Linked DNA regions of Homo sapiens: regions 1 and 3 are each linked to region 2. The links are chromatin loops, found by intact Hi-C in ENCODE. Cell type or tissue: endothelial cell of umbilical vein. All regions are shown on one strand.

Region 1 (8,000 bases), 130 kb after region 2:
CTGCAGAAAGCAGTAAATCTTATATTTATGGTTTGCTTATGGTATTTTGGCACAATAATTTATGTACATTTTATTGATATATTATTATTCCCTGAATCTCAGCCAAAGGGGCATGTTAAATGCCCATCTTATTTCTACTAATAACCAAAAATCTTATCAAAGTATAATTTTGGTGTTAAAAGTGTAAGAGTAGTTAAATTTGAGTTTTGATTATAAACAGTTTTTCAGCTGTTCCAAATATTCTGATTAGTGCGAGACTTATTTCTACAAAACATTATTGTATATAATCATCCTTGCTGGCTTCCTCTCTATGTTACTATATAATTATTTCCTGTATACTTGACTACTTTTACTAGATTGTAAGTTCCATGATGCTAAGGACTGTGTCATAATAGATACTTGGTAAATTTTTGATAGATGGATAAATGAATGAATGAATCATGGTTTACATATTTAGGACTTGTTTTTTCAACTGGATTATAAGCTCTTAGAGGGCATAGGATTTTATATGTGTAGTCTCTTGTAGTCCCTATTATTTTATTTTTCATTATAAAACCACTTGTTTGTTTGTTTAAACATAATGTTGAAAAGTTACATTTTGAGGTAATTGAGGTATTTCTTTCCAAGCCCTCTCAAAAAGTAGGTAGTAGGCAGTATCACTAAAATCTTAAGACTGCCATTTATTGAGGAGTTATAAGGGGTTTTGACATAATTAACTCATTTAATCCCCACAAAAACCTATGAGGTAAGCGTTATTATTTGGAAATGGAGGTATAGAGTTTTAGCAATTTTCTTTAGATTATACAGTCAGAAAGTGGCATTTAAGATTAAGAGAAGTGTGAGGATTATTTTGGAAAGAGATTTTCAGTGTCTATAAATATAAGATCTGTTGCCTTCTCACTTTTGTTCTATGATTGATTCGATGTTTATGTGAACTTCAGATCCCTGATAAAAGACATAGCTGGTCTTTTGTTGGAAATGGGTGCTTAAAGAACCATTCATTTCAAATGAGGAAAGTAGAAGGAAGACAGAGCTAAGATTAACAGGACATTTCCCTCTTTTGATTGAAAACAAAACTAAAAATAAGGAATCATGCTATTTCTGTTCATGTCCAATTAGTTTAGTGCTGCAAATTTATATTAAGTTGACCATTTTGTACAGTATGTGCTGCTAAGTGCTATGGAAAAATTTAAAGTTAAATGAGCTACTGTTCATATACTAATCAGAGGTGCTAAGAAGTGAAATGAAAGTCTTTCTTAGAATTAATATAAATTAGTAATAGATAAAGCAGGCAAAGTTTTTCTCTAATTGTGAAAAACTTGCCTGAGTAGTGTTTTTAATTTTTAAATTTTTGATTGATATATAATAATTGTACATAGTTATGGGGTACAATGTGATGCTTCAATATTTGTATACATAATGTAATGATCAAATCAGTAATTAACTTATCCATCACCTCAAACGTTTTTCATTTATTTGTGGTGAGAACATCCGAAATCCTCTCTTCAGGCTATTCTGAGATGTACAGTACTTTGTTGACTGTAATCACACTGCTGTGCAATAGAACACCACAATTTATTACTCCTTTCTAATTGTAACTTTGTACCCATCGACCATCCTCTTCCCCATCCTTCACTTCTTTCTACCCTCCCCAGTCTCTGCTAACTACTGTTCTATTCATACTTCTGTGAGATCACCTTTTTTAAGATTCTGCATATGAGTGAGAACAGTCAGTATTTGTCTTTCTTTAACTGGCTTATTTCATTTATGCATGTGATCACAAATGATCGTACTTCATTCTTTTTTTGGCCGATTAGTATTCCATTGTGTATATATACCATATTTACTTTATTCATCTGCTGTTAGACACAGGTTGATTCCATATCTTGGCTATTATGAAGAGTGCTGCAATAAACATGGGACTCTGACATACTGATTTTATTCCTTTGAATATACAGTTGTCCCTCACTCTCCATGGGGGATTGATTTCTGGACCCCACAGGGATATCGGAATCCATTGAGGCTCCTGTTCCTTATGTAAAATGGTGTAGTATTTGAATATAACTTATGGACATCTTCCCTTGTACTATAATTCATCTTCTAGATTATTTATAATACCCGATACAACGTAAATACTATGTAAATAGTTGTTAAACTATATTATTTTAATTCATATTATTATTTATTTTTTTAAATAGTTTTTCTTAAAGTATTTTCGATCCATGGTTGATTGAATCACAGCTACAGAACCCACAAATATGGAGGGCTGACAGTGTACCCAGTGCTGTGATTGCTGGATCATATAGTAGTTTTGTTTTTAACTTTTTGAGGTGCCTCCATACTGTTTTTTATAATGACTGCATGGATTTACACTTTCCCCAACAAGAGTAAAGGTTCTTCCCCAGACTGTGTAAGGGTTCCCTTTTCTCCACATCCTTGCCAACATTTACCTTTTGTATTTTTGATAATACCCTGGGATAATTCTGATTGGGATGACATGATTTCCCATTGTGGTTTTTGATTTACGTTTCTCTGATGGCTAGTGGTGTTGAACATTTCTTCATATACCTGTTGGTCATTTCTATAATCTTTTCTCTGTTTTAGAATCAGATTTTTTTTGTTTTCTCTCTCTTTTTTTTTTTTTTTCTGTTGAGTTGTTTGTGTTCCTTATGTATTCTGGGTATTAACCCCTTGTCAGATGTATAGTTGCAGAGATTTTCTTCCATTCTTTAGGTTGTTTCTTCAATGTATTTTTTTTTTTAAGAGACAGGATTTCATTCTATCACCTAAGCTGGAGTGCAGTGGCATGATCATAACTCACTGCAGCCTTGAACTTCTGGGCTCAAGCAAACCTCCCACCTAAGTCCCCCAAGTAGCGAGGACTACAGGCACATGCCACCATGCCATGCCTGCTAATTTTTTAAAGGTTTTGTTTTGTTTTTGTAGAGACAGGCTCTCACTATATTGGCTGCACTGGTCTTGAACTCCTGGCCTCAAGCAATCCACCTGCCTTGGCCTCCCAAAGTCCTGTAATTACTGGCGTGAGCCACCGCACCCAGCCATTCACTATGTTGTTTCCTTTGCTATGCAGAGCTTTTTTGTTTGATGTAATCTCATTTGTCTGTTTTTTTTTTTGTTGTTGCCTTTTTTTTTTATGTCTTACCTAAAAAATCCTTATCCAGGCAATGTCCTAAAGCATTTCCTCTATGTTTTCTTCCAGTAGTTTCATAGGATCAGGTCTTAACATTGAAGTTTTTGATCCATTTTGAGTAGATTGTGTGTATAGAACAGTGTTTTAAACTCTAGATTAAATCACCATAGAGTCATTAGGTAACTACGTGTAGCAGACTTGGAAGCATCAACAAGACCTATAATAATAAAGAATGCAGGGGATAATTGAGGTTAGATTGAACTGTCTTCAAGGAGTCTAATGAAAAGAATTTTCTTACTTTCCTCAGGTCTGCAGTTTGGCAGGTCTAGAAACTCCATTTTGAAATTGTTTGCAGGGTTAAACAGGTCCAGAGGCAATGGCTCTTACTTCCAGACTCAAAAGAGATAGTCATATAACAGATTGTTTATTCCTTTATGTGCGATTGTCAGGTGTGCCAAAGGACTCTTCAGCACATTCTTTCTCCTGTATGACAACATATGTGGCAAAGTGTTGCTTGGTGAGAATGAACTCAAAACAGGATGAGTTAGTTGGATGGATTGTATCATCAAGCGCTCTATGCCAAGAGGACTGGGTTCTCAGGTCTGTTAACCAGGAAACCTCTGGTGATAAATTCTTGCTCTTTATCCCACCCCCCTGCAACCTCTCATTTTCCTAACATCAAGCCAAGAGATATCTCTTTCTCCTTTTCTCTTAGGAACTTCCCCGCCCCCCCATTCCAGGTATAATTTTACTACTTAGGATACAGTGGTAATAGTCAACATAATTTTTTAGACTAGACCTGAAAAATAATTTCTTATGTAAGATCACCCATCAGAAGATAAAATATTAGATAAAATAGGTAGGGCCTATATTTCTGTATGTCTTGCTGTTTCTAGTTCATTATTTTTAAGAACATCCAGTTTTTAAAATAGTAAATCATCCTCATATATCTCTTGGTCATGTAGACTGAGGAAAGTCTTAGATATTTTGATCATTAGACTGTAATCGAGGTGTAAATATTTATAAATAAAAGTGTTCTGGTAGACGACACATAGTAAAAACTTGTTTGTTATCATTCCTGGACAAGTGAATTTCTCTGGATAGCTGAGTTTTACATATAACTGAGGACTTATATTTTGTATTTAAACTCCTTGAGGATAATAGTTATCTTATTGGTCCTTTCATGATGAGCACTAACTGTGTTGAGTCTTTAGTATTGAATGAAGTTATCTGCACCAAAATATTTTTTAGTGGTTTTTTTTAATTCCAAAAGTATATTTAACTTAATTTGACACTTGAGGATAACTTGTGGTTTTTCATATTCTTCATAGTAGTAACCCCTGTCCTCTTCTAGTTTGCTGTTTCTGTCCTGCTAGTGAATGTGATAACCTAATTTGTATTGCTCTGGGTGTGTTATATGTAAGCACCAGTGCAAAAACTTGATGACATGTTTGGTTGCTAAAATACAAATTGTACTTATAACAGTATTCTGGATAACAGAGTTACAGACAGATGAGCATTTGCCATTTCTAGAGGAAAAAAAATAGCCTATTTGGGCCAGCCTCACAAATCCTACTCATAAAGTAATGGTAAGCATCACATTGTTTGAAAGAATAACCATGCTTATGATGATTTAATAGATAGTATTTTAGTTATTTCCCAAAACAGATTCAAGAAAGGTATCAAAAACACTTGAAAATAAAAGCTTTTTCTGTATGAAATCTAAATCTGAAATCTTTAAAGTTGATTTTTTTAATGCCACAAATAAATCCTTCAGGATTATAAACAAGTTGTAATTTCTCCATAGTAAAAATTGCCCTTAATCTTAGCTGGTGAGAGTAGTCTGACCTTTCATTTGCCTTATATACCATGGAATAGTTTATAGTTTTTAAGTGTTGTCCACATCTGTGATCTTAGGCCATTCATATACCTTTCCTAATAGCTATTCTATTTCAGCTTTCTCGTTGACTTCTATCTCATCTTTTTCTTCGTACTTTTGTGTAAGTTGTTTTAATTGCTTTGGAACAATGTGTTACTATCAAAACTCTAAGAAACCATTAAAATGACTTACTTCCTTTACAGATGTGGAACCTGAAGCCCAAATTTCCTCTAAGACCCTAATCAGTGTTCTCATATGTTTGTAGACTGTGTTTTCATAAAGTAAGACATTTTGAGGAAATTGCAACGGAGCAGAGAAAGGTTAATTATTAATACAATTGTCACTGGATACCATTAATTACACAGCTTGATAGGAAAACTAATGAATATAGAATATGTAGCTAATCTATAACTTTTTAAAAATTCCTGGAAAATGTGTAAATGAAACTATGTTGTTGGTTATTAGTTATCTTAAAAATAGATCCATTTTCTCTGATTTTCTCTTACATAGGCTAACTGTAGTTATGCAACTATTCTTAATGAGAATTTAATATTATGAGCTATTAACATCTCTAAAGAGTTGTTTTTGAGTGAAGGTGCTGTTTATTAGCATCATTGGAAAAGTTTTGCAGCCAAATAAGTTCTTGGGATTTTACCTGTAGCTGCAAGAGTTTGCATGAATAGTACTGCTTAAATAAGTCCACCTATGTATAAACAAAGTGTTAAGGTAAAGTAAGGGATAAAAAGAGGAAAACTTCTCCAGCTTTTGGTGTATTTGAATGAATGTACTCTTTTGCACTGTTTCAAAATATATTTAAAATACAAATAAATATCTAAAAATAAGATTGTGTAATTTGTGTTTTGATTATTTGGCTATTGCTTATAACAATTTGCCAGTCTAATGATAAGTCTTCTGATAACAGAAACCAGCATTTCTGGAAGCAATCTTCTGTTTGTTGAAATTTTTTTTTTTACATATTTGTGTTAGAGCCTTACAGAAAGCATACAATTAGGGAATTGTATTATCAAAAAAGTTATTTTTTCCGCTAAGAAAGAACTCTGGTCAGTTTAGTTTTCAGAATAATAGATGTTGTAATATGGCAAATTCATAGATTGCCTTGTTGAGTTTTGTTGTTGTTTACAGAAACCCAGAACCAGTAGCACCCTGACTCTTAGGCAGTTTTCTGTTCATTAGTTTCTTTCATATGTCATTTTAGTATTTATTTTTTAATGCATATTCACTGACAGTTAAATTGAAAGTAGATTGTAGACTTTCAAAGGAATTGTCAAGAAAGCAAGTGTAATAAAAGGTTATATTTTAATGAAGTGATACTGTCATAATTTTTGTGAGGTTTTAGTATTTGAATAGGTTTTTTTTTGCATAGTATAATGTTGATTTTGTTTTTCCAAGGGGATTCCAGCAATGTATGAAAGATAATTTAAAATTCATAATACTCATATATAAACTGTTTAAATCTATAGAATATTTTTGGAATAAGATTAAAAACATGATAGAGTGGATACAGAATAAAGACTTAATAACTTTCTTACATCTGAATATAATTTTTTATTTTTAATAGGATACAACATCTATTGAAAAGATGTCAAACTGTTGTGAAGATATGTAAGTATAAAACTGAAGTGTATAGTATTATTTAAAATTGGAAAGAACTGGACATACTTGAGAAATATGTGCATATGGTAGATAGATAATATAATGATGGCTTTTTCTTGGTGCATTGTCTGAGGCCTGTGCTAGGCAAGCTACCCCAGTCTTACAGTAGGGGTTTTCCAGCCATGGTAGTTTTCACACTAAAATGCTGATCATTCTTGTGCCTTGTCTAACTAAAGTAAGTTAAATTATTTGTCCTGAAAGTACATCAAAAGAGATTTGCTACTGTGTTGTTGACACACATTCTGTTAATCCTGAGATTTTCCTCTGCTTCAAAAGTTGCGCTCGGTTGATTGACGACACAGATACAATATCTGCTATCCAGAGTTAAAACTCAGCTGCATGCCATAATGAAAGAAAAGCTGTATTTATGATGCTGGGACACAATTCATCAGAGTCCAGTAATGGATCCCCAGCCAATCTGTATTGTTTTAGCTGACTGAAGTGCACCATGGGAGTGCTGTCTTTCACTAATAATGCTGTCTTCTGTAGATCGAGGCCCCGAAAGCCATGGCAGCAGACCTTCTCAGAAGTTTTTGGCACTCGTTGGAAGATCCTGTGGTTCATTCCTTTCAGGCAGAGGCAACCACTGCGAGTTCCCTACCACTTTGCCAATCATGTCTAAACAGATGGATGGTGGGCACAGATGGGTCCTCCATGCTGGCAATGCGTTACAGGTTTTATGATAATAGAACTATGACAGTCTTCAAGTCAATTAAAATCCACCCACCAGTCTTAGGCATCATAATGTGCCCCAGGCTTTATTTTAATAGTGATCTTGATCCTGTTGTGGGACTAATACAAGATCTATATTTAAGTTTTAAAGCATGTTTACTTTCAAATTAGCTTTCCACAGGGATTTCTTGAAATGCTTTTGTTATTAAACTCAAAAGGCAGTGATTAGGATGAAATAATTGTACATAATTTATTTTAGTACTGACAGTGTTACAGATTCTAATTTATGGTAAATTTCAGATGTTTATTTAAAATTTTCACTTTTAAACAGTAACCAAATCTAAATTTAATTATTCAGGTTTTACAAAAGTTGATACACCTTCTTATAGTATAGGTAAATTTTCTTTTTCAAATCCAATTTAAAATAACCTTTCCTTTTAAATGTGCTGCAACGTTTTTAAAAATGCAGCAGCATAGGAGTGAACAACAGCAACACAAAACGGGCATTGGTTTCTTAGGAGTGGCTTGCTTACGTTTTCTTCTTTTTTCTTCACCAAAACCAACATGAAAGTACCACTGAAGTAAAACACCAACTACCTACCTTACTATAAAGGAAATGTTAAA
Region 2 (8,000 bases):
TCCCTGGGGTTTGAGATGGATCTGAATCAAATGTGGGGGCTTGGGAGTGGCAAATACAATGGGCCTGGAGAAGCAGACAGGACTGTGGCTTTGTGCTTTCCTGCCAAGGAGATGTTCTGCATACTGAGAACACTCCTCTAAGTGTGAACTATTGACATCATCTGCCACTAACTCATAAAGAGTTGAGCAAAGGCAAAAGAAAATGGCCTAAGTACCAGCACCACCTCAAAATTGCCTATCTTAATGTCAAACACAGAAAAGAAATGGCTCTCTGCAGTTCACTGCAAGTAGCATGATGCTTGAGGACTGTGTTAGTTTCTTCAGGCTGTCATAACACAGCATCAAACAGTGGGTAGCTTGAAACAGAGACATCGAGTGTCTCAGTTCTGGAGGCTAGAGGCCCAAGATCAAGCTGTCAGCATGAAGGATTACTTCTGAATCGATTCCATGCCTCTCTTCCATGCTTCCGGTGGCTGGGTGGCAAACGTTGGCATTCTTAGTGTCTGCTGCCTCACCTGCATCTCTGCTTTCATCTTCACGTAGCGTTCTCCTTGTGTGCATGTCTGTGTTATAAAGTCCCTGCCCCTTTTTTCTTTTTTGAGATGGAGTCACGCTGCGTCACCCAGGCTGGAGTGCAGTGGTGCAATCTCAGCTCACTGCAACCTCTGCCTCCTGGGTTCAAGCAATTATCCTGCCTTGGCCTCCCAAGTAGCTGGGACTACAGGCGCACACCACCACACCTGGCTAATTTTTTTGTATTTTTAGTAGAGACGGGGTTTCACCTTATTGGCCAGACTGGTCTCAAACTCCTGACTTTGTGATCTGCCTACCTCAGCCTCCCAAAGTGCTGGGATTACAGGCATGAGTCACTGTGCCCAGCCAAGTCCCCCTTTTTATACAATACCAGTCATAATGGATGAGGAGCCCACCTTATTCCAGTATGACCTCACATTAACTAATTACACCTGTAATTACCCTAGTTCCAAATAAGGTCACATTCAGAGGTACTGGGAGTGAGGACGTGAATTTTTTAGAAACGCCATTCAGCCTATAACAGTGAACCTTCACTTCGACATGCAAAAATCTGTATTTTGTTTTTGGCCTCCTTCCTGTGATAGTTAACATTCTAACTCAGATAAGCTGGTTCTTCCAGCTGACCTCCTTTTGTGGGAAGAGATCCTGTTATATATGGGAAAGATTCCTGTTATTTATGTGCTGTTTACTCCCACACTGGTACAGGCTCTTGCGGCCAACCCAACAATCCCTACAATGAAAGGGTGAGATGATGTGCGCCATGTCCCTTCCTACTTCATGTTAAGGCACTTCCAACTTTTCCATTTCTTGAGTCTTTGCCATATGTCATCTTCATAATTTGAGGTCTGTTTGCTACAAGATCAGGAGTAATTTTGGCTGCTAGTAGGTTTCAGGAGCCCATCAGGTGCTCTGTTTGGACTGATAGGAACTAGAACGTGTCACACTACAAGAGACTCTGAAATCTGTCTCTTGGAGATTCCACTGGATAAGATAAATACCCATTTGTCTAGAAGAGCTCACATGCTGTTTTGAGTAGATACTAATGACTTCTGGGGGCTGTAAATAATCTTATGATTTTAGATATTATTTAGACAATTTAAGAAATAATATAAGCATATCTTATAAATTAAGAAAAAAACAATTGGCTGTTCATTGTTTTAGAATTTATTAACCCAGAAGCAGTTTTGCAAACTGAAATCTTGCTTTAGAGAATTTTGAAGTTCTCCATGTCCACAGGTCCAGTAAATATTTACTCCTATCTTGTTAATCCTTGCCTCTTCTGGGTCTGGTGTCCCCATCCCCATATCCACCCCTTTTACCAAGGGAAATCAATTTGTTTCTTTTAAAACGGCAGCTTCCATGATTGGGTGAAGAAACAGAGTGAAAAACCGAAGACAGTGGGATGCCGTAAGGTTTGAGAACTCTTACGTGGGAGCTGGAAGGAAGCTTGCCTTGAAGTTGCAACTATGCTACCAAACCAAAAAAATACCAAACAAACAAAAGCAAACCCTAACTACTTTGCATTCAGCTATTGTGACTAGTCTTGAGTGGATATAAAAATACTCCTAAGAAAATGATTGTTTTCCTTTAAAATATGCATTATTGAAAGGCTTGCAGCATTCTTAATTGATCATCATTCCTTAGAGTCAAAATGTTTTCCAAGGGAACAGATCTCTAATGTGGCATTTACTAAAAAATATTGAGAAAATGTCTTTCAATAGAGAAATCTGCTTTGCAGGAAAACATCCAGGAACTCACCTACTCTGTAAAGTGGAATATGTCTGCATAAAATGACACCTCTGTTTTCTCTTCAGCACCTTTTGTTTTGTGGGAACAGGGAGCCAGTCCAAGCCTTCTGAAAATGCTTGTATATCTCAGGGACTTAGCAAATACTTTGCACCTTGAAAGTGAAAGAGGAAGGGAAAAAATGATAAAGTTTTGACTTCCAATCTCATTAACCTAAAGAGTTAGTCCTCTGTGCACACCTGGAAGGCATAGAAACCAAGTTGGAATGCACACAAACAAATCAGAAGCACTTAAATGAAACTCAAAAGATATTTTCTCCAACCCCTAACCATCTGGTTCTACTCCGTAAGGTCCAACAAAAACCTTAAGTTTTTTGTTTTTTGTTTGTTTGTTTGTTTGTTTGGGGGGTACTATAATTTTAAAAAATTAACCTTAAAATCAGAGAGTCGGTTGGGAGTTGGAAATATTTTCTGTATTGGATTTTATTTACATGATGCTTAACTTTATGGTCTTTGAGGGTCAAAACAGTTCTCCAAGTACTAATAATCATATTATTCATATGCTTTCTTCATTGACCACCTCTTATCTTTTCATGCCAATTGTATTACAGCAGCTGTCTATGTGGTCTTCAAACTTCTAGCCTATCTGTCTATCTGCCTGGATCTCCAGACTTTCTCACATAACACTCTCAGGTTCATTTTGCTAATCCACTTTCAGTGTGTGACTTCTTTGTTCAAGACCCTTCCCTCTTGCCTATGTTGTAAAGTCTGAATCTGGCCAGGTGCCCAGGGCTCTCTGCAGTCTGGCTACAAATAATCTTTGCAGCCTTATGGCCTCCTGTCCACCCATGTAACCTCTCTATTCCAGCCAGCTAATTCACTCACCCTTCCCGAGTCAAGACCTCTGCTTTGCTATCTTCCTGTCTTTACTTATGTTGTTTTCCTGTTTCCTCCCTCCTAATCCTTTCACTTCTAAAGCCCACATTTATATAGGCTCTACAATCTATTCTGTATCTTTTAGTAGGTAAACATACATAGCTTTCAATAATTATTTGACTTTTCTGGTTTTGCTTCTGTCTCCCCCAAAAGATTTTAAGCTCCCTTAGATCAGGGCTTGGCTTATGTTACACCTCTGGTATTCTCCATAGCATCTAATGCAAAGATAAGCATATCATAAGTACAAAATATATATTTTGATGTATTGATTTATCCATCCATGAGATGGGAATTGTATGGTATTATTATACATACTAGATGCTTCAACTTCTGCTTTTGCAAAGACTGTGAACGTAATTGGTTTAAAAACTCAGTACTGGAAGCTTAATAAATTAGCTGTCAGCCTGTTTTTGAATAAAATCTATTTATTCCAAGTACACCTAATTTTTTCCCCTCTAAGTGCAGCCAGCCAAAAGTAGAAGAAGTGGATAGCTTCACCTTTCCATTGACTTCTGTTGAGGATTGAAGAGACTGATTAGATCATGAGATCTATGTGAGGCATACCTTCAAGAAAGAGGCCACCATATAGATGGACAGTTGAGAGGTATAAGTCTGTAGAAGGCAATCTGCAAGATAAAAGAGTCGTTTTTTGGAGATGGGGACAAGGTCTCACTCTGTTGCCCAGGCTGGAGTGCAGTGACACATCCTGGGCTCACTGCAGCCTTGACCTTCTGGGCTCAAGCGATCCTCCCACCTCAGCCTCCTGAGTGGTTGAGATCACAGGCACGTGCCACCACGCCCACCTAATTTTTGTTTTTGTTTTTGTTTTATTGTAGAGATGGGGTTTTGCTCTGTTGGCCAGGTTGGTCTCAAACTCCTGAGCTCAAGTGATCTGCCCGCCTTGGCCTGCCAAAGTGCTGGGATTACAGTTGTTTACCACTGCACCCGGCCAAGAGTTACATTTTTAAGAGAAGACTTTTTAAAAAGTTTAACTGTATCATATAGAGGGGCTTAAAGGAGTAAAAGCACTCAAATAGCCAATGAGCAAATGGCAGAGTAAGCTTTTCCATCTCAGCTAAGAAAAGTTAAATCGATAAGTTTACTGTGTTTATTCCTCTTAAAGTTGAGCCTTCTTTCTCCACTTAAAAGTATTCCCTTTACTTCCTTCCACCACTTGTTCTTCTAAGTAAACTCAGGGGATATCCTATGATCCACATCATAGAAACTGGTCAGGATGAGATCATCTCAGAAGTTTCTTCTTGCAGTCTTAATATTTTGTGTATCTGGGGTTGCTTTGTTTCCAGTCTTGGTGTTGACAGGATGGCTGGGATATGTTTGTAAGGTCAAAACTGTTTTGTATAATATTAAGTTCACAAAGTTACTGTGAACCAAGCTTGATTGTAACTTCATGAATAGAGGCAGCCAGAAAGAGGGAAAAAATTGGCTTTATTTCTAGAACCCCCAGCCCATAAATTCTCTCTAGGAGGATATCAAACTACTGAGTATTATATCATCAGAAAAAGCATTTGTGGGCTAGAAAGATCTCAGGAAGTGGGGAAGCCGATGCAGGCAGCTGTCTTTAGAAATGATTAAGAAATCAATCATTTCAAGGGTTCCATGAATAGCATGAAGTACCATCCAATAATCACTTCTGTCTGCATCAACAGCTTAAGATTTTTTAAACTATTAAGATTTTGAGATTGCAATACTTGTTTACTCTTCAGAAGAGAAGGGACAGGTTGGGAAAATAATTAAGTCTTGGATCTCATCTAATAACCATTTTTTTTTTATCCCTTGCATACTGCAGCTTACTTTTTTGTTACAGTGTTTGCATTTAAACGGAAACATCATCGTCCAGGAACAAATGTGGTCTTTTCATATTATTTGGGAGAACAGCAGGACTTCAGTGAGTTGGTAGCAGTACAATAGCTCACTCGGGCTACTGCAGTCTAGCTGTAGACATGTTAATTAATATATTTCTCTGACACCTAGGTGATTGAAATAGCAATTAAAGAGTAATTAAAATGTTTACTTCTTGTAGGAATGTCAACTAAGATGTGGAATATAGCAATTACCTATGACGGATTAGAGGAAGATGATGAGGTCTTTGAAGTAATTCTGAACTCCCCTGTGAATGCAGTTCTTGGCACAAAGACAAAAGCTGCAGTGAAAATTTTGGACTCAAAAGGAGGTATTCTTTTGATCCTCATCTTGAAATCAGGAGCGGTCCTGGCGCTGTAGCTCTTGCCTTCAACAGCCAACGTGCTTGATAACACCTTCAAATCAAAATGCTTAATTTCTTGTCAAGAAAGCACCCTCAGTCGTGATGTAGGCCCTTTATTCTGGTTTCTGCTTCATGTGGTTTTCCTCCTGCTAAGTACGATCACTTGAGAAAAGCAACAAGTCAGTGCCGTAGTTGTTTTTTTCCTACCCGTTTGTTGTTCTCACCGAGGGGGAAACAGTGTTGGTGAGAATCTGTCGACAATTATTTTCCCCAGAGTCTGTAGAGCTATAATTATCTTTCTCTGTTAAAGAGCACTCTTAATGCCTAAAATCTGAGCCCCCACTGTAGTGTGACCAGGAAAATTCTAAGAGAGGAAGGAATTGGAGAAAAATAGATGTGAAAGATGCAGCTGGCTTGGGAATTTGGGAGCAGCTGGAGAATATTAATGAATGACTTTGGATGGCAGCGCCAAACAGGTCCTGGATTGTCTATGCTAAAGAACAACCTGTGAACTAAATAAAATAAAGACCAGCCAGACTCTTTGGTGCTCTGATTTTTTTCCACCAAATGCCTTTTAGTTACTTGTCTTTTTAGCATTTGACGAGTGTTCGTACCATACTCAATCTTACACTCCCATTTTTATACCTGTCATGCCCTGTGGTCCATATTTTTTTCTTGCCTGGAATCTATTCCCTTCTCTTCTCTTTCCTACTCTATAAAAAAATGGGACCTCCCCTCTTTTCTTTATAATATCCTTGTTTCTGCAACATCTCTCCCCACTACCTTTCCTCACCAAATTTATTTCTTTTCCAGTAGAATTTTCTGGTCACATGAAGTACATAAAATACATGATATACACACCTTATATGTGAAATATAAAATACCCAGACAAGGGTTTTGCCCTCAAATTTTTTATGCCTTCCCAGAAATACTAATTGGTGAGGTTTCCAATAGGAGCCGCTCTATTAAGATTTACTGGGTCTTTGTTCTACAGCAACTAAGAGAAAAGTTTTATAAATACTACTTAATTCTATGACATCTTTAAACAATTCCAGTTTCTACCTCTAGGAAATGATTACTTTAAAGTGCTTGTGGAATAATGCTTGATCAGTGAATAAACTTTTATGTTGGGGAATACTATAATAAGAGAAGTGAGACTTTCCCCCCAGTATATGATATGATAATAAAATCATAACAGTGATTTTCATTTGGGGTTTATGAAATTGATTTCATGACTTTATAATCACTCAATAGATGTGCAGACGAGCACAGCTTTCCTGGATGTAAACTGATGAAGAGTAAAGGAGTTTCTGGCAAATGGCAAAAAGGCAACATCTGGTGGGAAAACCATCCATCTAGGTTTAATGACAAGCTGCTCCAGGAGCTGTGTCAATGTGATACCTTATCTGTTTGTGTAAAATGAACTGACCGCCTGCCATCTTGCATGCCTCCAGGACAATGCCATCCTTCATATTCCTCCAACCAAAGCAAGCACAGCACATGGGAGAAGGGCATTTGGCATCTGCTGCCCCCAGGGTCTTCCTCATCCACCACTTCTGGTTCCTTTCATCTGGAAAGAAGACCTCTTCCATCTTCCATGCAGCTAGCAGTCATCAGGGGAGACACCCTGCGGGGCTTTGATTCTACAGATCTTTCTCAAAGGAAGCTTAGGACCCGTGGGAATGGCAAAACAGTAAGGATGGGGACCTTCTGGGAAATGATGTGCAAAATACATATTAAAAGGATCAGAAGATATTAATAAGTATTCTGAAACACTGAAGAAGCTGTTTTGATTCTCATAGTGAGTGGGGGCCATGGTTCCTTGCACAGTTATGCAGTGCCTTCTGTATACAAAGATCTTGAGGCTGCCTTGCTTCTTTAATTGTACTGAGGTGATAGATATGCTGATTCATCCATATGATTTCTTCTTTGATTCCTTTTGTGACCAAGACAAATAGGGAATGATCCATGACCCTGAAATAGAGTGAGATGAAATGATGCGATTGGGTGTGGAAGCCATGGCTTTGACCTTATTAACACAGCATTCTAACCATTGCATACTCTCATATGTGCACACGCGTGTGTGTGTGTGTTCTTGGACCTGTGTACTATAGATATACCAAAAAATAAAGATGTACTTTTTCCCTGACTGGAACTCTGTATGTGTGAATCCACACAACAATCATAAATTCTGATTAGGCCTAGTGATTTTTGAAATTCCAATGATTTGGGCGTGGGAAATCTTAAGATTACATATGTTTTGTAATTGTTCAGACATTAGCAAGATCTTACTTGGTGGTTTTACCCTATTGCTAGTTATTAGTCAATCCAATTCTGTTCATATTTTGTTCTCTGTCAATTTCAGGTTCGTCCATCCTCTGTTTATAGAAATGGAACAGACATCATCTATAATGTAAGTGTAGTCACAGAATTGCTAAATTTCTTATATTTATGGATGCAAGTATTTAATGAAGCTATTATTTTATATTTTTTATATTTATACATTTCTCTTAAAAAATTGTTTTGAAATTAGAGGCTTGGGTGTTCAGAGAAACAAATCC
Region 3 (8,000 bases), 290 kb after region 2:
AAAGGAACGTAGACACAGGACCACTGGTGTTCTACCTGAAGTGTGTGGAATCGAAGTGGGCATTGTTGTGCCTGCCTGCCTGTCCCAGACACACTTCTGATACCTGGATATGTCAGTGTGGAGCACACGGTTAGGATTAGAATGAGGGAGGAAAGAGGATATGAGAGTGAGAAGCCACCAGTATTTCTGGAGTTATTTTTATTCCAAATGGTGGTCTTCTGTACCTTTCTACCTGTGAGATCTGGGCAATTTACTTGTGAGAGTCTTAGTTCCCTCACCTATCAGTGAGTGTGATCATTTCTACCTCTTGAAATTGTTTTGGAATTTAACAAAATATGTATGTAGAACACCTAGCATTCAAAATGCCTCACAAGTGACAGATAGCTCCTTCTTCATATACATCCACTGTATCTCCACCAGTTTTCTATCCAGTTCCTGCCAGCATCTTATTCGAGTGGAGAATATCATCTCGTGTTCCAGACTTTTCCTGAGAGAAGCTGAAAGAGGAGCAAATTAGAGCTGCTTTGGGCAGCAATTTTTACACACTCAGAAATAGTGCAACAAAATTAAAGCCTCCAAGCCAAATGGAATACCCACTCTCACCCCTCTACCCAACCTGGGTACCAGCTAACAAAGAATGCATCTCTATTCATTAATAAGTGGGCATTTTTTGTGTTTATGTTACGCTAAATGTTGGAAATGACCCCCTTCCCCTTCACTGCCCTGAATGCCTTAGATCATATCATCTCCTCACCTTATCTTACTGGCAAAGAGGTGTACCTTAATTAGCATTTTACAAGCATTTTGTCTGCATTGGTTACCTTTAAGTTTGATAAGTCCTTGAAAGCTCTATATTCATTCACTCTTCTTAAAGTCTTGCTAAATACTCTCTTATACAACCAGGCTCTGATGACATCATGCTTCGTAGCAAACATACATCCTTGGTGAGTGGCTTTGTCAAATCGGTTGGTTTTCTACATTTGGCACTTTGTGTGTAAGTTGGTTTGTTCCCCTATAGGGATAATTTCTGCACATAAATTCTGGAGAAATAGACTAACGAATATCTAATGCAAAGCTGATTACTCTTCCTTGAGTAAAGTGACATCTCCACAGGATTAAAGTCATATTTGAAAAGAACACACACTTGGAATTGCACAGATCAGGGCTTGATCATTTCCACCATTTAATACCTACATTGTTATTAAATCTCACTCAGCCTCAGTTTTTTCATCTGTAAAATGGGGACAACAGTGTCTTCCATATACATTTACTGTGAGGATCAAATCAAATGTAAGATGTTTGGCCTCCTGCAAGGGCTCCACAGACACAGTTCTTAGTTTTCTTTCCTAATGTATCTCAAGCACCTAAAACAGAGCTTGGCCTATGGTAGGTGTTTGATAAGTATTTATTGAATGAATATCAAATCAATAAATATTTATTAAATGAGTAAATCAATATTGAGTGAATAAATACATATTGAATGAATGCCAATTGACTGAATAAATAAATAATAAATATTGAATGGATAAACAGTTTATAAAACCCTATAGCACCAGGACAAAGGATATCCCTTCACCCCAGTAAGAGCTGTTAATGAGACCAGCAGTCACAGGTGGCTTAGTTGGCAGCCCTAAGCCTATTTTCATCCTCTTCCATCCTCTCCTTGGCTTCTCTAATCACTGTCTCACCCACTCATGCGTCCCCAAATTTTATAGGCTTCTTAATAACTTTGCTGATGTGCCTGGATCTACTTGTGACCTGGCCAGACCCTGTGTGCTGGCTGTGCTGGGAAGAGGAACAGCTCTCAGTGACTCAGGTAAGGTGGAGGTCAAGGATTAAAATGAAGCCAGTTCTCTTTAGCACGGAATAGCCTTTTCTTCACATCAGGACAGCCTGTGGTGCCCTAAACTCATCAAATGATGAACTCTATTTGGATTCTAAATGACAGTTGTCAAGGAAACAGCCACTATTCCCCCACCACCCAACACCTCGAAGGGAAACCTAGAAGTCTCTCTCATTAGAGCGAAGCCTGACTTTTGCTGGTTCTCCTGCCCTCTTGCCCTGGCATGCCGGGATCTCACAGCCCCCTCCCGCACAGCATAGCAGTGAAGCCTCAGCTGTGGTCCTGGAATGGTGAATCTTTGGGACTCTAGATCTTAATTTCCTAACCCCAGCCTTGGCTTGTTTTCAGGCAAATAGAGGTCAGCCTGTCTGGTTTTCTTTCAGTGGGGCTAAAAGCCAGGCCATCCTTTGGGTGTTTTCAAAATCTGGGGCAAATTGCACTGTGTCTCCAGTCTCCTCAGCCCCAGCTCCCCCACCATAAACCATATACTTGTTTCTGGTTAAAATGAATAACAAAGGCAGACATAAAGAAGAATAGAGAGGGAGGAGACACCACAAAGCAGACCCTGGGGGGCAGAGGAGAAAGAAGAGAGGAGAAAGGGCAGAGAAGGCCCCTTGCTGGTAGGACTGTGTTCCACCGCTATGGAGAGCAGGAGGGAAGGCTGACAGACGGGAGCTCCTAGCTTCCGACTGTTTTCAGGCTGGAAGCACCCGCCTCCATTGCTTTTTCCTCTGGCCTCATGATCTCTGAAGCCAACAGAGTGGGAAGTATGAGGGGAGAATGTCAAACGCAGAGCCCAGAGGATGGTGCGATCCAGAGTGCCGTGTTCCTAGACCTTCCATCTGCACACCCCCAGTGCCAGTGCAGAGTGTGCTGTCAGAGCAGCCCAGTCTTTCCATGCCTCATCTTCACTGGAAAATAAGAAAAGACACGTCCGCTGCCTTAGTATTGCCTGCATACTACCACTTGGCAGACCTTCAGGGTTTTATGACAAATAGTAATGAATAATTAACTAATCATTTGAGCTGCTGAAGATAACGGCCTTGCCTCAGCTTGCACCATCCCAGACAGGCCTTGACAGTGTTTCCTTTCTTCATAAAGGCTGGCTGAGATGCGGGCTCTCTCCGAACACCCGTGAGGCCATCAGGGAACTGGATCGTTCCTTCCTGCATTCTGCTTCTCACTAAGCCGCTCACAGGAGAGTGAGACAAATACAGCTGGTGACTCGACTCTCTCTCAGTCCTGCCGTGCTTTTCTATTGGAGACCAAAGTGTTGGGGGCCTACGACCTCCATGAGCTTCATTAGAGCAGTGGCTTGTCCCCTAGGGGACATTTGGCACTGTCTGGACACATTTCGATTGTCACAACTGGGAGAGGGAGTATTGTTGCTACTGGCATTTAGTGGGTAGGGTGCAGGGATGCTGCTTAACATCGTACAGTGCACAGGATGGGCCCCCACACCAAGAATTGTCTCGGCCCCAAATGTCCACCCTGCAGTAGAGTGGCAGAAGGACATGTCTCCCCAACATGTTCCATTGCATCCTGGTGACTGTAGGTAGCCCAGGACCAGAGAACCTTGGGCTCCCTCGAGTGGTGATTCACACTATGACAGCCAAGAAGGGCCCATAGCTGCAGGGGGTAGGGCGTGTGTGTGTGTGTGTGTGTGTGTGTGTGTGTGTGTAACAAGTCATTTCATTCATCACAAAATATGCTTTGGTTGACGGTGACAACAATTTTCATAAATCATTAATGAGCCATTTTCTTCTCTCTATGTTGTTAATATCTATGCAGAGGCCTTTGAATTCAGAGAGCAGATTTCCTTCTGATTAGTCAAACAGAGTGTTTATTTTTTGAAATATGTTCTTCCCATTTAGAGTAGCACTTGAGTGTGAATTTGTGTGATTTCTTTCTGTTTGTTTTCTTCCTAAATGGAAACTCCAAGAGCTTCCATCACGTTTCCCAGTCCTTCTTTTGGAAAGAGAACATTAGAAGGTTCCAGGATGGATGGCTCAGAGATAATGCTTCCATTTACATTTTTGAAGGGATGAGGATAAGGGGGTGGAAGGTAATTTTAAGATTCCAATTCTGATCATATGAACCATAATGAGAGCAAATCTTGCATGGTCCTACAAAGGTCTCTACAGTGAAGCCTTTGCAAAGCACATCTTGTTTATGACAGATTATTTGGTTTCCCAACCAAGCAATATTCTTAATGGGTTATTTAAAATTTAACTGACTGTTCTCATTTATCTTGTAGCCTGTCATCATGGCACTCCCATGTTCATATAATAATAATAATATCTATTGAGTACATTCCACATGACAGGTACTGTGTCACATTCATTAACTCATTCATTCTTCACAATAGTTGTATAGGGAAATACAACTCCATCTTTCACAGGAGGGATTGGAGACAAAAAGATAAATAACTTCACAAGGTCGCTCAGCCAGCAAGTAACAAAGTGGGAAAGGAGTCAAGGTCAGTCAGGTCCCAAAGCATGCTGACCGTCCCACTGAGATCTTTAGGGTTCTGGTCCATCAGAACAGCTCTCCAAGGGGCCCTGGGGGGTCTCGGCCAAGCACCCCACCTCCTCCATCCTGGCATCATTCTTGTGATCCTTTCCTCCTAAGCTCTCACCCCTGAGGCCAATTCCTTGCTACGCTCCATCAGCTGTTCTCCTCCTCAACTTCAGGTCTGTGTGCCTGTTTTCTCATGAGAAACACCCTCCCTTTTTCCTCCAACACTTCAGGTTCTGTTTTTGTTCAAAGCCCACTTCTTACCACCACCATAAAGCCTTCCCTAATGTTTTCCATGTTGAAAATGTGCACCGTCTAGGTTTGGATGAAAGCCTGGCTCCTTCCACACACAGCACTGCCTAAGAGATAATAAAATATATCTATGTCATGCACTGGGTTTACAATTTGAGGTCTCTGTACCTCCTTCATTACCTGCACGATAAGCTGAATCGATGGAATTAAAATACCCAGCTCATTTCAGAGGATTCTTACCATACATAAATGAGATAGTGGAAATGAAAACTTTTCATAAACGTAAGGCATTGTTTGATTATCATCCTGGTCTCTCTATCTTCAATTTTTATTCCTTTCATTTTTCTTTTCTCTGTCTACTACCAGATTTGGTTCAGTCAGAGACACAGCCAGTCACTAGCGGTAGGGCTGGAGAGAAAGTGGTTTTTCTTTTCTTGATTTCAGAATTTCCAACTGTAAAAATGCTACATGTTACAAGCAGCCTCAGACCCCATCGTAGATTGTGTTTTTAGAAAAGCAGGGAGAGGCCAGGCGCCCTGGCTCACGCCTGTAATCCCAGCACTTTGGGAGGCCGAGGCGGTCGGACCACGAGGTCAGGAGATCGAGGCCATCCTGGCTAACACGGTGAAACCCTGTCTCTACTAAAAATACAAAAAATTAGCCGGGCTTGGTGGCGGGCGCCTGTAGTCCCAGCTACTCGGGAGGCTGAGGCAGGAGAATGGCGTGAACCCGGGAGGCGGAGCTTGCGGTGAGCCGAGATTGCGCCACTGCACTCCAGCCTGGGTGACAGAGACTCCGTCTCAAAAAAAAAAAAAAAAAAAAAAAGAAAATCAAATGACTTCAGTCATGTAAATGATCCGAATAGCATCTTACATCCCAGAAAATGCAGATTTTAATAAAATGTGGGGAAAATTCACTTAACGATGCCACTCTGCAAGGAGGGGAGGAATTAGAGATTTCCTTTGCTATTAACAACATCACCATCCTGACATTGATGGGTGACAGAAACGGCTTTTTTTTCCTAGGATATTTGTTAAATATATAAGGGAAAAATCCTGTTAAATGTTCATTGAAATTGTATTGGCTTTAGAAATTAATTTATAAAGAACTGACATCTTTACATATTGAATCTCTCCATCTAATAAAGTATAGCTCTCCATTTATCCAACTCTTCTTTTATATTTTTTAGTAATTATGCCCATAAAGTCTTTTATATTTTCTGACATTTATTGCTGGGTAGCTGCAGCTTTTCTTGCTATTACCATAGGCAGTTTATTTAAATTAAGCTTATTTCAATTAAATAAAATAATAAAATAATTAATTAATAAAACAATCAAAATAATTATTTTATGATTTAATTATTTAATTGAATTTTAATTCTCATGTGTATTTATTAAATGTTATAGTTGTTTATTATTAAATTTTATTAAATTGAACTTATTATGGACAAGCTTCCCTGTGTTTTGTGAAAACTCTACCATTGTTTGAATATTAACATTGTAACATTCGTGAAGCACATATTCAGCACACAGGAACCACTACAATCAGCCTTTGAAACAAATGAATGTGACATTGTCTCTGCCTTTGGGAAGTGTTGCATAACTTTAAAACATGTTAATAACTAACAGCATAATTAATACAGTAAACTGATTGGCTATGGCCTTGTGCTAGAATCCCAGAACTTTCTAATAAATGGGAACACCTATTATATGAGCCTAGAGGCCCCATAGTCCCTGTGGTCAGGAACGCCTCACTTTTAACTATGAAAAATTCCCCCAATTGATAGTCACTTTAACTAAGAACTCTAAAACCCAGAGATAAGAATTCGATAGTCCTGTGTTTCTCTTACTGGTTACTCACACTCTGGAAGACTCCAGTGATGGATTCAAGAATACCATACGGTGGCCGGGCACGGTGGCTCACTCCTGTAATCCCAGCACTTTGGGAGGCCGAGGCGGGCTGATCATGAGGTCAGGAGATCCAGACCATCCTGGCTAACACAGTGAAACCCCGTCTCCACTAAAAATACAAAAAATTAGCCGGGCGTGGTGGCGGGTGCCTGTAGTCCCTGCTGCTGGGGAGGCTGAGGCAGGAGAATGGCGTGAACCCGGGAGGCGGAGCTTGCAGTGAGCCAAGATCGCGCCACTGCACTCCAGCCTGGGCAACAGAGCAAGACTCTGTCTGAAAAAAAAAGAAAAAAGAAAAAAAGAAAAAAAAGAAAAAAGAATACCATACCGTGATTCAGCACAATACACTGGGGTGATCAGCAGAAACCAAAGAATATATTTTATGCATCAGACTGAAACACTGATTGTGTATTAAAATGTTTTGACTAATTTAACTTGCAAATAATTTAAAACACCTATATTAAGATAACTAGGGATACCTTATGAGCTGGAATGCGAAACTTCCATTTCTATTTAAGAAAAGGTGTTAGGACACTCTGCCCAGGAGGTTCCCAATCAGTCTTCTCTGCCTTTGGTGTCTTCAGGGGAAATGCCTTTGATGCCTCAGAAGAAATCATCAATAACATGTGTATACGAGACCCATCTGAATCCAGTTCTCCCCTTGCTTTTGCTATTCCCTGGTTGCTCTTTGGACTCTTCAGGAAGATACCATAATGCCATTAATACATCTTTTTACCTGCTCCAGTGATCCTAGAGCACCCACTTAAGATCTGGTGGAATAAGTGCCCCAGGCAAAGTTTCCACAACTTAGGGTTTACAATTTGAGATCTCTGTGCCTCCTTCATTACCTGGAAAATAAGCTGAATAGATGGAATTAAACTACCCAGCCCACTTCACAGGATTCTTACCATACATAAAAGAGATGATAGAATGGGGTGCCGACGCTGGAATGCAGAGCATGGCATTTGGTTTCCTGTGTGCTATGTTAGTACTATATCCAGAAGGGGTGAGCTGATTGATGAAATGTGGAGGGGAAGCAACACATTTTTGCAAGTAGTTCCACAGTGGAAGAAAGACTTGAGCCAGAAGGACTCCTGCCTGCTGCTGATAGAGGCTGATTTGTAAGATGAGGCTTGGCAGAGAGTATCAATTCTGAGCTGAATTTTACAAAGTCAATTAGTTGGCTATGACACATCTATCACCAAGTCCTGTTTACTTTTCTTTTGGATTATTTCTTCCTATCACCTGTGTTCCTCCATTCCCATTGCCACCTCATAGTTGGATTTCTTCAACGGATTGATTCATTCATGTTCTCATTCAATAAACATTTAATCAACTCTGTGCCGATTGCTCTGCCAAGCTCACAGTTCCCTCAAGACCTCACAATCTACTGAGGGATAAAAAAATGAAGCATCAGTTACCAATTGGTGGTGTACAGACAATTGCAGAGAACAGTGTGGGATGCTATGGGACTGTGGAGA

What was found. Hi-C counts contacts between places; a loop is a spot of excess contacts. Peaks named below come from ENCODE experiments on the same cell type or tissue, not always from the same donor. Only the 100,000 strongest peaks of a DNase experiment are listed, where the experiment ranks them.
Region 1: a loop joins it to region 2, with 3 times the contacts of the local background. A loop is called at or near these places in 75 of 110 quality-filtered maps.
Region 3: it touches region 2 in a loop (2.5-fold over the local background); 42 of 110 quality-filtered maps call a loop at or near these places.

The regions. Positions count from the first base shown.
Region 1 is chr9:14,618,292-14,626,291 of GRCh38, reverse strand. ZDHHC21 (zDHHC palmitoyltransferase 21) reads left to right here. Exons shown (of 10, transcript NM_178566.6): 9 at 6,610-6,653; 10 at 7,194-8,000. The coding sequence ends at 7,326. Among named protein-coding and RNA genes, the nearest start is that of ZDHHC21, 71 kb to the left of the region's middle. In endothelial cell of umbilical vein, no CTCF peak of the experiment used is centred here; no DNase peak of the experiment used is centred here.
Region 2 is chr9:14,747,533-14,755,532 of GRCh38, reverse strand. FREM1 (FRAS1 related extracellular matrix 1) reads left to right here. Exons shown (of 37, transcript NM_001379081.2): 30 at 5,257-5,406; 31 at 6,894-7,132; 32 at 7,805-7,852. Among named protein-coding and RNA genes, the nearest start is that of CER1, 29 kb to the right of the region's middle. In endothelial cell of umbilical vein, no CTCF peak of the experiment used is centred here; DNase peaks (open chromatin) are centred at 3,092 and 4,472; H3K27ac peaks cover 2,259 bases.
Region 3 is chr9:14,461,097-14,469,096 of GRCh38, reverse strand. It overlaps a transcript of NFIB not described here. Among named protein-coding and RNA genes, the nearest start is that of TRH-GTG1-6, 31 kb to the right of the region's middle. RefSeq lists a silencer at 2,352-2,646. In endothelial cell of umbilical vein, a CTCF peak has its summit at 3,449 (motif pointing left); a DNase peak (open chromatin) is centred at 3,426.